Linked DNA regions of Homo sapiens: region 2 is linked to region 1. A link is an interaction called in ENCODE POLR2A ChIA-PET data of the cell type or tissue named here. Cell type or tissue: PC-3. All regions are shown on one strand. Links, peaks and the distances in the headings refer to the core of each region. The heading gives the core; the rest is flanking DNA. Region 1 overlaps LOC105377688 (a long non-coding RNA gene). Region 2 overlaps LINC01847 (long intergenic non-protein coding RNA 1847).

Region 1 (8,339 bases), core at 96-8,095:
TATTTTGTTATGTATTTTATTTGTTTTTATGTGGATATCAGGTAAACTGAAAAAGGGTACTACCAACGCTCTTATCTACCAAAGTCTCCTAGAACCCTTGATTCTTCTTTGATCACAGGATCCTGTTCAGATCTTGCTTCTCCTTGTGTGCATGCAAGACCACCAAAGTTACCCTACAAGGACTTGCTTCATGATCCACTGAACTCTGCTTTCTATCACTGATGATGGAAACATTGTGTTCTAGCGAGACAGGTTCATATTCCTTCACAACAGATTTTCAACTCAATTTAGCCATGAAAGAAGCTGCCAGGCAGAGAAGAGATCAAAGATCTTGTAGTAGGAGGCAGCTGGACTGGAAATTTAAGATCCCTTCCATCTCTAGTATCTTGGAGTCTCTGACAGTTCAGGAAGGACCCACCAAACATCCCCAGCTTCCTCTAATTAATCTTATCCTGAGAAAATAGTAAAAGTCTCTGGGGATTAGACCTCTAAGCCTTTGAATATGAGATTTCCAAAGGTCACCAGAACAAGACTGGAATCCTCTTCTCCCATTTTCATCATCATAGGTATGTAAGTGGTTTTATAAAAGAAGTTCCCATTTTTACTTAACTGAATTAGACACTATCCAAAGAAGTAAGCATTGTTCCTGCTTTTTATGAACTCATGGTCTGACTCAACAGTATAAATTGCCAGTTTTTATATTTGTTTTACTCATACTTTTAAGGAACCATGAAATAATATTTGGCACAAGAAGGAAAATTCTTATATGATCATAAGCATTAATGGCTTGTCAATGAGTTTTCCCATTTATAAAAAAATAAAACTTAAATACAACAAGGAGTTTTAGGATTTTGCTGAACACCTCTCACCAGTTATCTTTTGGAAAAATATTCAAGACTTTTTAGAACTCTGATGTTGGAGGAGGAAGAAAGGAGAAGATGTTAGCTTCTCTCTCTCTCGGCCCCTCCCTTTCCATCCTTTTCCAGGAGAAAAGAATAATCTGATGGATCTCATCTGAGGATGCTAATTAGGTCCCTATAATGTGTCCAAGAGTCACTGTGTATGTCATGTTTTGTTCTGGTGATAAAAGACATGTATTAGAGACCTAGAATATTCTTTTAGACTGCTTCCTGTTTTGTTCTATCAATAGTTTTTCAACCACATCCTGAGGACCCAAAAGATCTAAAGGACATCTGAGGGATCCTTAAAAATATTCTTCAAATTTCATGTTTAAATACATATAAACCACTTTAAAATCTGCAATAAACAAACATACCTTCAAATGTGCCACATATCAATTTTTAATGCTTTGAGTCTAACATATATATTAATGTATCTCACACTTTTGTGTCAAAGTATATATAAATCTTGAAATAAGTCTTCTGCTATCTTTTTATTAAAGAATTTCCTGACATTACAAGATGAACTGCTTTTAAAACCATATTATTATTACAACTAATCTGTTTGAGCCAGATTTTCTTAATATTGGATATATTAGATATGTTTTGGTTGCACAAGATAGAAATCCAAATCAAACTGGCCTAAAAGACAAAAGGGATATTACTGGTTTGTGTAACAGAAACGTCTAGGGGTAGCACTGGATTAAGTTCCAGCTAGATCCAGACACTTCAGTGGTGTCCTGTGCAGTCCTGAGCCCCTGCTCATCTGGGTAGTGCTTTCCCCTTGGTTGGCTTCTTCCTTTACGTAGTGCTGAGGTGTGGTTGCCCCCAGCAACCCCAGGCTGATGCTCTTCCAGCTTCGAGGCAGCAGGAAGAGCCTCTGTTTCCTGGTGCTCCTGAATCCCGCCTCCCAGACCTACCTCTCTAGCTGGGAGTGGGACCACCTACTCCAGAACGACATGACCAGAATTGGGGGTGGGGAGAGGTATGGAAAGTAGACAATAGAGACTAGGTCCACAACAGCAGTCCACTCTAGTGGGCAGGCTAAACAAATTACAGGAGCACACTGGACCCCAAGACTGCACTGTCCCCATTTGATATCTGTCTTTGATTTCAAACACCTGAGTTCCCCAGAATGGCCTCATTGTTCTTATATATTGATTGCATAATAGGTAAATATTATGCATTTGAATCTAAAAATAAAGTTAGGATATAAAATAGCTTTTTATCCATTTAAATACTTGGAGGTTCTACATAAGATCTGTCAAAAAAAAAAAGGGTGGGTTTGGTACCTTAAAAAAGTTGAAACTTATTACTGTACATGCATTTACTTCCAAGGTAAGTTCAGTCAATACAAAGGCTTCTTGGCCACACGAGCTCATGGTGATACCTGTCTCTTTTGTGTGTGTTTTACTCATTTGGATCTTGGTCTAAGAGGCTGTGAGGCAAAGCGGAAGCTTGTCATCAGAAGTTCAAGTCCAGGCTTTACTCGTTACTGTCCTTGTGACTTTCCTTATCTGCAAAATGGGAACAGTGACGGGAATCATAGAGGATAATTAAGCCAGAAGGTTTTGAGGGAAAGTTCTTTAAAATCAGTAAATGCTATGTGATTACAAAGTATTATCTTTCATCTTATGTTAATTATATATGTATGTTTGTTCAATGTGTTTATATAAAATTTAATTATCTATATATTTATCTAGTTCCCTTGAAGTAGATTAATTGCATTAATGACCTCATTTATTTATCCCTACCTTCATCCATATCCTTTGACATGCAGGTATATATTCCCTTCATACTGATTCTGCATTTAACCACATGACTTGCTTAGGCCAATAGTATGTTAAGTTAATGTGACACAAAGGCATGAAAAGCACTTGTACAATTGGGCTTGCTTACTCTTACTCCTGTACCTTTACCATGAGAACAGGCCTAGGCCAATCTGCTAGAGGATGAAACACATAGAACAAAAGCCATGTTGACCAGGCAGTCACGCCCATTGAGGTCATCCTAGACCAACGAATAGTCAGTCAACTCCCAGACATATGAGCCTAAACCAGAAGAACTGCCCAGCTGAGCCCAGCCTAAACTTCCAACTTGCAGATTTGTAAGCTAAATAAATACTCACCATTTTAATCCTCTAAGTTTTCGGGTTTTTTTTGCATCTTGTTGTGGTAATCAATAACTATTTCACTCCCTGATAAGGAGACCAAGAATTTTGTGTTACATCTTATCCATCACTGTGTCTTACAAACAGAAGTTAATAAATATTTGCTAATGGAAATATGTTAAGGACTCTCAGCTTTCATAAGGTGTCAAACTCTGAAGCTCTCCAATTTCTCCAACCCTCTAAAGTGATATGAGAGAAGTGGAATTCCAATATTATTTAAAGTTTTCTAACATTCAGATACTCTCTGAGGTAGTTTTTCTGCAGTACTTCATTTAATCTCCACAGTACCTTTGAGAGGCAGGTATGAATTTTCCCATTTTAAAGATGAAGAAACTGAGGATAAGAGAAGTGAAGTAAGTTACCTAAGGTCACACAACAAGAGTGGTAGAGCTGGATTCTCCCTGTAGGTGAGCCTGCTTCTCAGGCCAGTGCAATCTCTGCTACATTTGAATGCCTTACACCCCTTGCTCTAAGGGTTAGAACCACCTCATTTGGCCTTTCTCTAAATACCATCTTTTTCTCCAGTGGTGTCATATTTGTTTATCTTGGATCCTAGACCTTTATTAGATTTTATTTTCTCTCATCATACTGGAAGATAATCTATTTATTGATTAGCATACTTGTTTGATACTTTAAAAATTACAAATTGTTGATTTCCTTGTATTTGTTTCTAAGAAACTTTATTCATTGTAAATAAATGAGGGAAGAAGTTGCTTTCCAAAGATCTCGAGAATCTAGCATTTTCTTAGCCCAAATTTGGCCCTTACTCTGGGTTTCTGGCCCCAATATTTGAGTTGTTCTCCTCTCCACACCCAACAGAAGTTATTTTTAAGTTGCATTTTATCCAAAGAGCATTTTTCAAAGAATGCCTTGGAAGGTCCTGGAGTTTCTCTTCAGCTCAAGAACTGTCCCTTGGCCCCACCCCGTCAGTCTAGGGAGTTTATTTTGGTCTATGCAAGAGTCGCATGTTTTCTTTTGATGAAGTCATCTGGGTATTTTGCTTCCATGCCCTTGGTCCTATTTCCTTAAGAAAGGCTGGTCTCTCTGTGATCTGCCAGGGACAGAGAGGTGGGCCCTCTTTTCTGTCAGTTAAGAAGCAGAATCACCACGAAGACCCTGCCTCTCCAACCCCAACCACACCCATGGCTTCCCCTGGGTACCCCCCAATCCAAATCCTTCTCTTTCTTCTGAGCCCAGCCCATCCCCCTCTCTGCCACAGTGAGCTCCCTGACTCATGAATTTGTAACAATATCCCTCTTTTCTGAATGATTAGAAAACCTAAAACACTTGATTGTCTATTTATTTAGCACATACAGACGGTCCCCAGTGAATGATGATTCAACTTACAATTTTTCGACTTTACGATGGTGTAAAAGCACTACACATGCAGTACAAACCGTACTTTGAATTTTGAATTTTGATCTTTTCCCAGGCTAGCAATATGCAGGATGATACTCTCTCATGATGCTGGGCATCAGTGAGCCATAGCTCCCAGTCAGATGTACCATTAGAAGGGTAAACAACTGATAAGCTTCAGTGTGCTATATCCGATAAATTACCTAAGATAGTCAACACTTTATTATGAAATATGAAATAGGCTTTGTGTTAGATGATATTGCCCAATTCTAGGCTCATGTAAGTGTTCTGTGTATGTTTAAGGTTGTCAAGGCTAAGCTGTGATATTCATTGGATAGGTTAGGTATATTAAACATATTTTTTTAAAAAAAATTTATTTCGATAAGTTTTGGGGGAACAGGTGGCTTTTGGTTACAAGAGTAAGTTCTTCAGTGGTGACTTGTAGGATTTTGGTGCACCTATCACCCGAGCAGTATACACTGAACCCAATTTGTAGTCTTTTATCCCTCACCCCCCCACACACTTTCCCCTGAGTCCCCAAAGTTCGTTGTATCATTCTTATGCCTTTGCATCCTCATAACTTAGCTCCCATTTATGAATGACAACATGTGAGGTTTGGTTTTTCATTCTTGAGTTACTTTACTTAGAATAATAGTCTCCAATTCCATTTAGGTTGCTGTGAATGCCATTAATTCGTTCCTTTTTATGGCTGAGTAGTATTCCATCATATATATATAGCACAGTTTCTTTATCCACTCGTTGATTGATGGGCATTAGGGCTGGTTCCATATTTTTGCAATTGTGAATTGTGCTAGTATAAATATGCATGTGCACGTATCTTTTTTGTATAGTGACTTCTTTTCCTCTGGGTAGATACCCAGTAGTGGGATTGCTGGATCAAATGGTAGTTCTACTTTTAGTTATTTAAGGAATCTCCACACTGTTTTCCATAACGGTTGTACTAGTTTACATTCCCACCAACAGTGTAGAAGTGTTCTCTTTAAATGTATTTTTGACTAACACTATTTTCAACTGACAATGGGTTTATCAGGCCGTAACACCACTGTAAGTCGAGGAGCATCTGTACTTACTGGGTGTATACATGTGCCAGGCTATACCCTCATAGAGCTTACAGTCTACCATAGATGAAAAACCACAAATAAATATGATACATTCAGGTGGTGACAGTAATTATTTTAAACACAGGATAATGGAATGTAATAAACAGGAGGATGAGGAGGGTTACTTCAGATAGGGTGATCAGGGAAAAGAACTCTGGAAAAGTGACATGTGCATTGAAAGGACTCCACCTTTCCTCTGAGGGAAGAGTGGCCCAGGTGAAGTATATGATAAGTGCAAAGGCCGTGGGGCAGAAACTAGCCTGATGTGAGCAGAAAGAAGGCCTGTGTGGCTAGAGCAGAGAGGTAAGGGGACACTGGTGCTAGATAGGGTTGAAGGGGAAGGGTGGGCCTATCAAGTACACCAGAGGAATTAGTTTGGATTTTGCACTAAATTCAATGGAAGTATTGGAGGGTTTTAGGCATAGGAGGGATATCTAATTAATATTTATTAAAAATCTCTTTGACTGCTGTGTGGAGACTAGAATAACTAGAGGGATGCAGGAGGGTGATGGCTATTCTAGTAGAAATAATAGAGATTTGTACAAAGATAGAAGAAAGATTGTCATGATTTTTTTTACCAGCCTTTCCCTACATGTAATAATCTCCTTTCTATGTATATTAAGTTCATTTACTTTTAAACTTGGACTGTGTCTTGTATTTTGTTCTATTACTTACAAACCCAAGCCAGACTAGAACCAAGGCAGGTACTTAGATACGTGACCAATTAACTCTGTTTAATTAATTAATTTTTTTTTTCTTTTTGAGACTGAGTCTCAGTCTATCATCCAAGCTGGAGTGCAGTGGCGTGATCTTGCCTCACTGCAACCTCTGCCTCCCAGGTTCAAGTGATCCTTGTGCCTCAGCCTCCCGAGTAGCTGGGATTATAGGTGCCTGCCACCTCGCCTGGCTAAGTTTCGTATTTTTAGTAGAGATGGGGTTTCACCATGCTGGCCAGGCCTGTCTCAAACTCCTGACCTCAAGTGATCTGCCTTCCTGGACTTCCCAAAGTGCTGGGATTACAGGCGTGAGCCAATGTGCCCGGCTAACTCTGTTTAATTTTAAATTTCTATGTATTTAGATTAGGCATCTGGTAAACCACCCCTCCCCCAAACTGTAAGTTAAATTTGGAATGCACCTTTGAAGTCTTTGGGTCTAAGTCTACATTTCAATTTGCCACCTACTAAATCTTTGCATACCAACCTTCTTCTAGACTGATTCACAACAGAAATGCCCATGCCATTGGCACCAGTGTGAAGCAGTGTCTGCCTACTTGCAGATGTATGATTACCTGATAAAATAAACCCTGTCTTGTATAAGACATTCTCCTCTGGTCTCTGTACCTTGCAGCCACTCACAATCCTAACTGATATAATTGATCACTTGAACATTGTTCAGACATGCCTATACCTTCTTCCACTCTGTGAAACAGTCAATGACATATGGTGGTAGGTTCTGGGGCTCTGCCAGACACCCTTCCAAGGATTTCACACATTTACAAGGCAGCAGGTGACACCTGGGAAGTCTCCGGGCATTTTCAATGCCTCCTCTTCAACAATTTCCTCACTCACTGTCAGATCTCACATCTCACCAGCAAAGCTTATTATTCCAGGTGGCTAAACTCCTCCAGGTGAAGTGAGAATATCCTGACCTTTCTCTGTGAAGCGTCACTCTTTTTGTAAGCTCAAACAGTGTTGCTAATGGATGATGAGATGATCTACCGTGCACTTTGGTTCCTATAGGTTTCTTAGGTTTATTTGAACAAGTCTTTTCTCTGCCCCTGGTAGTTGGCTGGGTCGAGGAAAGGCAAGCCAAATAAAACCTCTGACAAACTTAAAGTTTCCTCTTTAGCTAGAGGGTACTTTTAGGGTAAGGGACTATTTGATTCTTTAGTATAAGATTTTTAGAAACAGAGGACTTTAGAGTCAGAAGAGCTCTTACACATCATCCAGTCATTTGGCAGAAGAAAAATGGGGAGCAGAAAGTTTAATTCCCTCTGACATTGGAACTATGCACTATTCTGAGTACCAAGGCAAGGCAATCTCATGTGCATAAAATATTATTTTACACTAGGCACTATAGTAGGTTTTATACACAAATTAATTTTATTTCTTCCTCCCAACAATTTTAGAAAACAAATGCTGATATCACTGTATTGCACAAGGGATAACTGAAGCCCAGAGTTTCAAAATCTTTAGACAATGTGGTAGCTTGCATTGTTATTTTCCATTTTCACCTCCTTCTCCCCATATTGGTATTTATCACTACCACATAGATGTTGGTCTTGGCAATTTGACTTGCTTTGACCAATGGAACATGAGCAAACACAGCATAGGTCACATCCATCCAAGTAAAGGCTTTTAATATGATTGCATGATTCAACTTGGTTTATTGTTCCTGTGCCCTCTGTTATGAGAAGTCATGTCCCAAAAGCTGCTTCTCCATTAACTTGGGTCTTGCAGTAAGAAATGAATCTGAGCCCACCAATGCCTGAGGAAGAGCTACAACTGACCTGTAGCCAACACTATGTAATATGAGAAAGAAAGAAATATTTTGTAAGCCATTGAGAGTTGGAATCTATTTGTTACACAGCATGGCCTAGTGAAAGGTAATGAACACAAATGGACAGAGCCGGGATCTATATCCAGACCTATCTGCTTCCAAATGCCATATCCTTTTCCCCACCAAACAGTCCTTTCTGTCCACTCCGGTATGCTTTAGCCTCAGTAGCAAATACTGCTTTTTCAGACCCATACCTTTAAACTCCCCTCTCCAGCACCCAAGACATTTTCCTTG
Region 2 (8,339 bases), core at 10-8,009, 87 kb after region 1:
GAGAGGGACAATTTTTTAAAAACGGGGAAAGTTGCAATGCTGATGAGAAGGAAGAATGATGGAAGAATCTAAATTTGTGGGATTTATCTAAACCAAATTGCAAATATCACCAAGAACAGAAAATTAAGCAAAGATTCCTTACAAAAGCAAGTTGATGCTCCCAAAGCATTGGCTCTCAACCCCAGGAAAGCTAAGACCACTGGGGCCCTGGCTTCAAAGTTTCAAATAGAGACACTAGGTCCATCCCAAAGATCTGGGTTCAGTAAACTGGGGATAAGGCCCAGGAATCGGCCTTTTTAGCAAGCACCAGGTGTTTCTGCCATCACTGAGAAACACTGCCCCATCTGGGTTTGGGGAGTAGGAAACAAGGCCAGAGGAAGGCTAGAATAGAGACTCATTGGGTCTGCACAGCCCCGAGCTGCATTCATACTGGGCTCCATTCAGACACCCTCAACAACTCCTTGCCAGCTCCCACTCTGTTGTCTGCTGGCAAAACCCCAGCCCTGAATAAATTCCACTTCCTACAAACCCTAGCAGCTCACACTGTGGCTACAAAAGAAGACACACACAGCTGACTGGTCTCACTTTAACTTTCAGGCCACAAATTTCAAATCCCTGCTGATCCTTGGACTGAAGCCAATGCCCCCCTCCATGCTGGGGGACCCTGTTGCTTCTCTCCTGCTTGAGGACTTTGCTGATATATTTCTCCCCATTCTCTCCTATGTGAACAGCCTTTCCTTCTTTGCTGGATCATTCCTTAGGCCTATAGAGACTCATGGTAATATTTCCCAACACCTTCACACCCACATCCCCCTCCAGCTAACACACTCTTTCCTATGCCTCCCTTAGTGCAAACTTCCTTGAAAAAATTGTCTCTTCTTGCCACCTTCAATCCCTCCCCCAGTCATTGTCTTTGCTATCTTCTTCAGCAAGGCTTCCAATCCTCTACTCTACTGAAAGATCTCCTTCTAAGGTCCCATCCAATTCGTGTCACCAATCTGATGGGTCACAAGCGCTTTTCCTCCATAATTCTTACCTGTGCTGCTAGCAGCATATGGCACAGTTGATCACCCCCCTACCTTGTTGGAACGCTTTTATCACTAGACATCTAGGAACCTACCCTGTCCTGGTTTCTCTATCAACTCTTTGGACTCTTTTTTTTTTTTTTTCTACCAGATCTTCCTGACCTGTTGATATAGGAGGGCCCCTGGGCTCTGCCCTGGGTCTTCCTCTCCCCAACTTCTATCCTTACTGTCTTGATGACCTCATCCAGCCCTGTGGTTTTAAATACCATCTATATCCTCACCCCAAATTTATATCTGCTGCCCTGGCATTTCCTCTGAATTGCAGATTGGATTATCTAACTTCTCACTCAACATTGCCCTTTGAACATCTTTTCAGTCTTCTCAAACTTAATATGTGCTAACCAAATCAAATTCTCAATTTCCCTTTCTCACTCCCATTTTTAAAAGTATATGCTCCTCCCTCAGTGTTTTCCTTTGTAGCAAATGGCACCTGATTCACCCAGAGTTTCAGGCTAAAACTGTATCATCCTTAACACATCTTTTTCCCTCACACTTTACCTCCAATCTCACAGCACTTCCTGTGCAATTCCATGCTCCAACATCAAAATACATCTTAAATTTGACCACTTTTCACCACCTCCACCCAACACTGTGGCCCATCATCCTTCCACTGGACAACTCCAGGAGCTTCTCACCTCCTCTCCCTGTTTCTGCTCCCATGGTCTGTTCACACAACAGCCAGAGGGGCCTTCTCCATCATTGAGTCAGATCATGTCATTTCCTTGACAGACACTTTCTCATCACACTTGGAATCAAGTCAAAAGCCTTTATCAGGAACAGCAAACTCCCACTCCAGGTTCAGCCTGCCTGACAAACCCATCATCCACCACTGTTCTCCTCACTCACTCTACCCCAGCCCTTCTTGCTGTCCTTCAAACACCCCAAGCTGAGCCTCACCTCCATGCCTTTGCCTCCGTTCTACCTGGAAGACGTTCCTTTCAGCTTTCCCTTGGCTCCTGCCTGCACTTCATGTCTCAACACAAACGTCACCATCACAGAGGGCCTTCTCCTCCCCACCTCATTTTCTCTTCTTCCTTCACCTTGCTTTCTTTTTCTTCATAACGCTTAAAACTACCCCTAGCAGGCTGAATAACAGCCCCCAGAGATGTCCACATCCTAAACCCTGGAGCCTGTGAATATGTTACCTTACCTGGAAAAAGGGGCTTTGAAGGGGTGATTAAGTTAAGGATCTTGGGAAAGAGAGATTATCCCGGATTACCCACATGAGCCTGATGTAAGCACAAGGGTCTTTATAAGAGGGAGGCAGGAAGGTCAGAGTCAGAGGAGATGTGAGGATAAAAGCAGATGTTCAAGTGATGTGAGGAAGGGATGAGCCGAGGAACACGGGCTGCTTCTATAAGCTGAAAAAGGCAAGAAAGGGTTTCTCCCCGAGAAGTTCCAGAAGGAACATCCCTATGCCATCACCTTGATTTCAACTCAGTGTGACACATGTCAGACTGCTGACCTCCAGAACTGCAGGATAATACATTTGTGTTGTCTTAAGCCACTCTGTTTATGGTGACTTGTGATGTTAACAGCAGGCAACTAACACACTAACTGATGCTATATTAATATTTCATATTTTTGCTTAATATCCTTCCCTCCAAAGAATGCAGACTCCGTGAGGGGCAGAGACTTAGAGTGTTCTTTGAAGCATTTCCAGCACCTGAAACATGCTCAGGCAACATCTAGAATATTTATTGAATGAATAAACAACCACTCCGAGTTGGTTGGGTTTTTTTCAATGATGAAAGACAAAGAAGAAATTGGAGCTTGAAAATAGAAGTGACAAGCCAGGCATGGTGACTCATGCCTGTAATCCCAGCACTTTGGGAGGCTGGGTGGATCACGAGGTCAGGAGTTCAAGACCAGCCTGGCCAACACGGTGAAACCCCGTCTCTACTAAAAATACAAAAATCAGCTGGGCGTGGTGGCAGGCACCTGTAATTCCAGCTACTTGGAAGGCTGATGCAGGAGAATTGCTTGAACCCAGAAGGTGGAGGTTGCAGTGAGCCAAGATCGTGCCATTGCACTCCAGCCTGGGTGACAGAGCAAGACTCCATCTCGAGAAAAAAAAAAAAAGAAGAAATTAGAAGTGACTAAGGGCACCCCAGAGCCTCCAGTGTACTAAACCCACACTACAAGTCATGTATGCCTGGAATTCACAAGGATGTTTTTTTCACCTATGAGCTTAGATGACTCCAAAATCTTTTTGCCCCCTGCTCTCGTCATATCTGAGCTCATTAAATTGCTTCGGTGCAATTGCAAACTCCCACATCACAGTTGCTTCTCCTACCCCCATCCTTACCACCATATGTACTTATATAGGTCACTTCTGGCAAAATTAGTAAGTATGAACTAAGACTTTTAAATGACTGTGGCAGCACCCAAAGATGTTAAAATCAAATGCTCTCCTTCTTTTTTTTTAACTTCGGCTTCCACCTCTAGTATAAGAGAAGATGCTTCCAGAAGCACTTAAGAGAAATCACTCCAACTCTGTGCTCAGTTTTCTGCCACTTGCAATGTGTTTCTTGCTCATGAAACTCATGATGGCATTTAGCTCCTCCACGGACACATCTGAGAGATAACTAGGTGAACAACATTGTAACTCACCACCTGGAAAATTATAGACTCTAACCTCATGGCACATCTTGAAATTATCACAGACTCTTGTTTCCCAGTTATGGAGAGCTCTCCTCAAACTGTCTTACCACAGAATGGAATGTGCTGGCTCACATGACCAGGTGGCCCTGCAGGGGCACTAAGTTTAGGCATGATTTGATGGTCATCAAGGCCTGGCCCCTCTCCATCTCTTGACTCTCCCCTCGCTATGATTTCTCCATTCTCAAGCTCTTCATGATGTCAAGAGGGCTATCCTCTCTCTGACTTACATCCTTCCTGCTTCAAACCCGGAGGAAAAGAGAGCCATGCTCCTTCCTCAGCAGTTCTCTTTGCCCAGAACCAGGTCCCATGTCCATCCCTAATAATTACTGTAGCCAACAATGTGATGCCAGACCTGAACCTCACAGGCTGATCCCTGAAGCCGAAGGTGAAGTCAACATCACTTCATCTAAAACACATGAATTGCAATTGGAATTCTAACAAGAGTTCTAAGAGGAAAATCAGGTGCAATAAACAACAGAATTCTGGAGGGGTGGATGCGTGCTGACGAAACAAAAGATGAGATCTCCCTGCGAACATCTCAGACACATGGTCAATCAACTTCTGCTAGTTCACTGCAAGGAACAGGGAACTCACTATCTTATGAAAGCAATTTACTCCATCTTTTATCATAAATTATTAGAAAAATCTTCCTTACCTCAGGTCACGCATAACTTGCATGAACTATCACTGACTCTGTTCTCAGAACAATACAGGAGTGTATTCAGATACATGACAGCCCTTTAGATATTCAAAGGCAGTTTTCAGAATTCTCTCAAGCTTTCATTCCATAGGCAAAACATTCTGATTCCTTCAACTGTTCTAATGACATTTCACCCTTCTTTTTATGAGCTCTGACTTGTCAACATCTCTCTCAAACTAGAGCAGAACCATTACATCCATAGATCTTGACACTGTAGAGTCATAGCTCACATAGAAAGCGGACTGTAAAGTTAGCACACAAGGCAAAAACTGAGTATTACCTAAACTGCCCTTGAAAGGGGTGCCACTTTGTAGAACAGTATTATTACCTCTCAAGAAATCCAACATCTTCAGATTTCTCCAGTGCTAGATCACTGTCTTTAGTGGATCACATGATCAATTGCTTGCATTTAGGAAGCCATTTGCACTCTAAACTTGGCATTAAAATATGTATCTAACTACAGCAGAATCAGACTCAACACAGAGAAGTACATATACTTGGACAGGCACAAATGAAATGAAAGTAGCAAAGGGAATAGCAGATTAATAAACCTCAGCTTTGATTCAACCTAGGGCATACACTCATTGAGTGATAGGGCAAGCTAAATTCTCCCTCTCTCAATATCTCTCTCTCTCTCTCTCTCTATCCATCCCTCTCTAATCCAGCAGCCCCATCCATGTCCATAGACTAGAAATAAGACTTGATTATACCACTATTTATAAAATCTAAAAACATTATCTGGCCAGGCACAGTAGCTCATGCCTATAATCCCAGCACTTCAGGAGACCAAGGTGGGAAGATGTCTTGAGACCGGGAGTTTGAGAACTGTCTGGACAAATATATATACAATTATCCACATTGTATTTTATATGGCAGTCACTTTATATTAGCTTATATTAAACTTACTCTCAACCAGATTTCTAGGGTTTATAATCTTGTAGCAGAAGGCCAATTATCAAGTCAGTTCTCCCTAATACTCCATTTATATAATCAATTATTGAAATTTGAATATAGTGCCTTAATATTTACTTCTGTTCAATTTCATCCTGCTGATTTTACCCATGATTCTTATCTATGATGATCAATTAAGGATCCCAATTTCATCACACTGTGCATTTTTACCCTTCCCAGCTTAGTGCCAGGGATGGATCTGATGAACTAGAGTTCAATCCAGTGTTGCTAAAAGTATGGCCCAAAAGAGGAAAATCTGAGTACAAAGCCCTGAGACAACCCATCCACCTCTTCATTCTTACTTGCCAGATACAGTTGGTCACTCCAAAAAAGAAAAAAATCATCCTAGTCATATATCCGAAAGAGATGCTGCCAAAGTTCTGCTGAAACCCAGACTCACTGTGCATGTCACTCCCCAGAGCACCAGTCTCACAACCCCTCTAAGACTAAATGAGTTCTTTCTGGCATGACTCTTAGAAACCAAACTGAAGTGCACAAACTACTCCTTAATCCAATTGCTCATCACATTCTATGCAAAAACCCATTCCAGAATTTTGCTGCCAGCTGCCAGCAAGTGGAAAGCTGTTCTCTCTCTTTCATTAAGGTCCACTAAAAATTATTCTCCCAATACTGCGCATCAAGGTTGGATTCATTCTAGGAGAATACCGGGAATACTAAAGCTGGGGCTGAAGGAGCGTAACTATCATCTAGTCCATGATAGATTGTGTCCATGTCACCGATGATTCCCAGTCAAAAAATTAGACATCCTCACCGCTGTCTTGTGACTGTCAGTGCCCTCCTGTGGGAGGGGTATACACAGGGTCAACCCTCTATATTTATGGTCTGCATCCATTCATTCAACCAGCTGTGGATCACAAAAACAATAAAAACAATACAACAATAAAAAACATAAATTTTAAAATACAATGTAATGACTAGTCACCTAGAATTTACATAGTAAAACCATGTAACGCTCATAAAGACATTTTGGTCAATCACAGACCACATATATAAGGGTGGTCCATAAGATTATAATACCATATTGTTACTGTTTATTTTCTATGTCTAGCTATGTTCAGATACACAAATACTTACCATTGTGTTACAAATGCCAACAGTATCCAGTATAGTAACATGCTGCACAGGTTTGTAGACTAGCTGCAATAGGCTATCCCATATAGCCTAGGTGTGTACGAGGCTGTACCATCTAGGTTTGTGTAAGTATAGTCTATAATGTTCACACAATGACAAAATCACCTAATGATGCATTTCTTAGAATGCATTTCCATCGTTAAGCAATAATTGACTATATATGGTATTATAAGTAATCTAGAGATGATTTAAAGTATACAGGAGGATGTGCATAGGTTATAGGCAAACACTACGTCATTTTAAATCAGGAATTTGAGCATCCTTGGATCTTGGTATACACAAGGGGTCCTGGCACCAATGCCCTGAGGATATTGAGGGACAACGGTACTTCCCTACCCTGTTAATGGTAGGCTCAGCTGTGCGGTTTGCTTTGGACAAAGGGATGTGAACATACATGAAGTAGGCTTTGTTCAAGCAGAAGCTTTAAGAGCCATTGCACAGCTCAGCAAGCCTCCATCAGAGCTGCACTTTCTACCTGGGCCCACAATGAAGATTCTCAGTCATCAATGGAGACAGGCAGCTGACCCATGTCCACAGCTAACTCTAGCAAGAAATAGACCTTTGTTACTATTGACCACTGAGATTGGGGATCATTTGTTATCACTGCAAAGCTAATACATAGTCCATTCTTGACCTTCAAACATAAGGAAATCAAAGCCCTAAAACTTTAGATGATTAGCTTGTTAGCATAGTTATCAGTAGTTATCAGTAGATTTCATAGCTCTCAGTAGAACTTGAATTCAGGTCTCCTAATATTCAGGTCATCCACTTACCTTGCAATGAATGAACATGAAAATGTTATCAAAGAATAAAGGATAAAGCTCTTAAAGATAATGAGGAAGCCATTTTAATGATGTTACTATGGTCACCCTACTGATATTAATAGGAGACCTGTAAGATAAGAACTAAGACATATTATATGAGAATTCAGACATTCAGGTGTACCAGCCACATCTTAAAAATGGCAAAGTTCATTCGGAAGTTTTTAGTTCAATTGCCATCACAGTCCATGTACCCACCATGGACTTATCACTCTCAAAGATACTGGGTGCTCAGGTGGAAATAAGACCCAGCCTCTCTCCCTAGAAACCTGTAGCCTAGTCTGTCATTTTTACCGTGTGACCTGTGGAAGACCTATCCCAGAAAGTGCTGATTGTAAACACGTGGGTGCACTGTATATTATTTTCTCCTTTCTCAAGAATTCATGATGAAGTTAGTTTAATAAAGCTCTAAGAAGTCCTATGGTAGAAAAACCTGCTCAACTTTATTTAAGCCAGTAAGTATCTCACCAACTTATTTGACTGTGGAATCCCCATTTTGAATAACACCTTACATCCTGCAGAACTTGTGTTCCAAGTACAGCCTTATGGAAACAATACCCCAACTCTGCTCCCAGTGATACTTACCCCTTCACCCCAATCAGGCCAGTCATAAGAAGGATGCCACCAAGACACTGTCTTTCAAAATTGGTTAGACCTTGATTTCCCCTTTCTCTGGTCCCCTTCTTTCATTTTCACCAGTAAAATTACTTCATCTGGGCTTATGGGATACTGGAGGGGAATAGCTTGATGTAGATCCAGCACTAGTTCTGGGTAAGTTAATCTCTTGTTTCCCAGGAAGGAGCTTCCTGGAGCAGGCCAGGAGATGGGCCTATTTTGGTCCAGGCAGGTGGTAAATCACAGTGTGGAGACAGCTGCCCACTCCTCCTGCTGTCAGGCTGCCCTGGGAGATGTTCTCACTCTCCGCAGTCCTGCTGTTGCTCTTCTAGAATGTCACCCTAACCCTGC

What was found. ChIA-PET counts read pairs that join two places held together with the same protein. Peaks named below come from ENCODE experiments on the same cell type or tissue, not always from the same donor. Only the 100,000 strongest peaks of a DNase experiment are listed, where the experiment ranks them.
Region 2: POLR2A ChIA-PET joins it to region 1 with 7 read pairs; 2 of 35 experiments call an interaction of 5 or more read pairs at or near these places.

Annotation. Positions count from the first base shown.
Region 1 is chr5:159,748,714-159,757,052 of GRCh38, forward strand. LOC105377688 (a long non-coding RNA gene) reads right to left here. Exons shown (of 4, transcript XR_001742949.2): 2 at 3,028-3,096; 3 at 2,192-2,416. Among named protein-coding and RNA genes, the nearest start is that of LINC01847, 120 kb to the right of the region's middle. In PC-3, for the core only: no CTCF peak of the experiment used is centred there; DNase peaks (open chromatin) are centred at 648, 4,048 and 4,358; H3K4me3 peaks cover 688 bases; H3K27ac peaks cover 2,766 bases.
Region 2 is chr5:159,836,226-159,844,564 of GRCh38, forward strand. All of the region lies in intron 2 of LINC01847 (long intergenic non-protein coding RNA 1847), which reads right to left. Among named protein-coding and RNA genes, the nearest start is that of LINC01847, 31 kb to the right of the region's middle. In PC-3, for the core only: no CTCF peak of the experiment used is centred there; no DNase peak of the experiment used is centred there.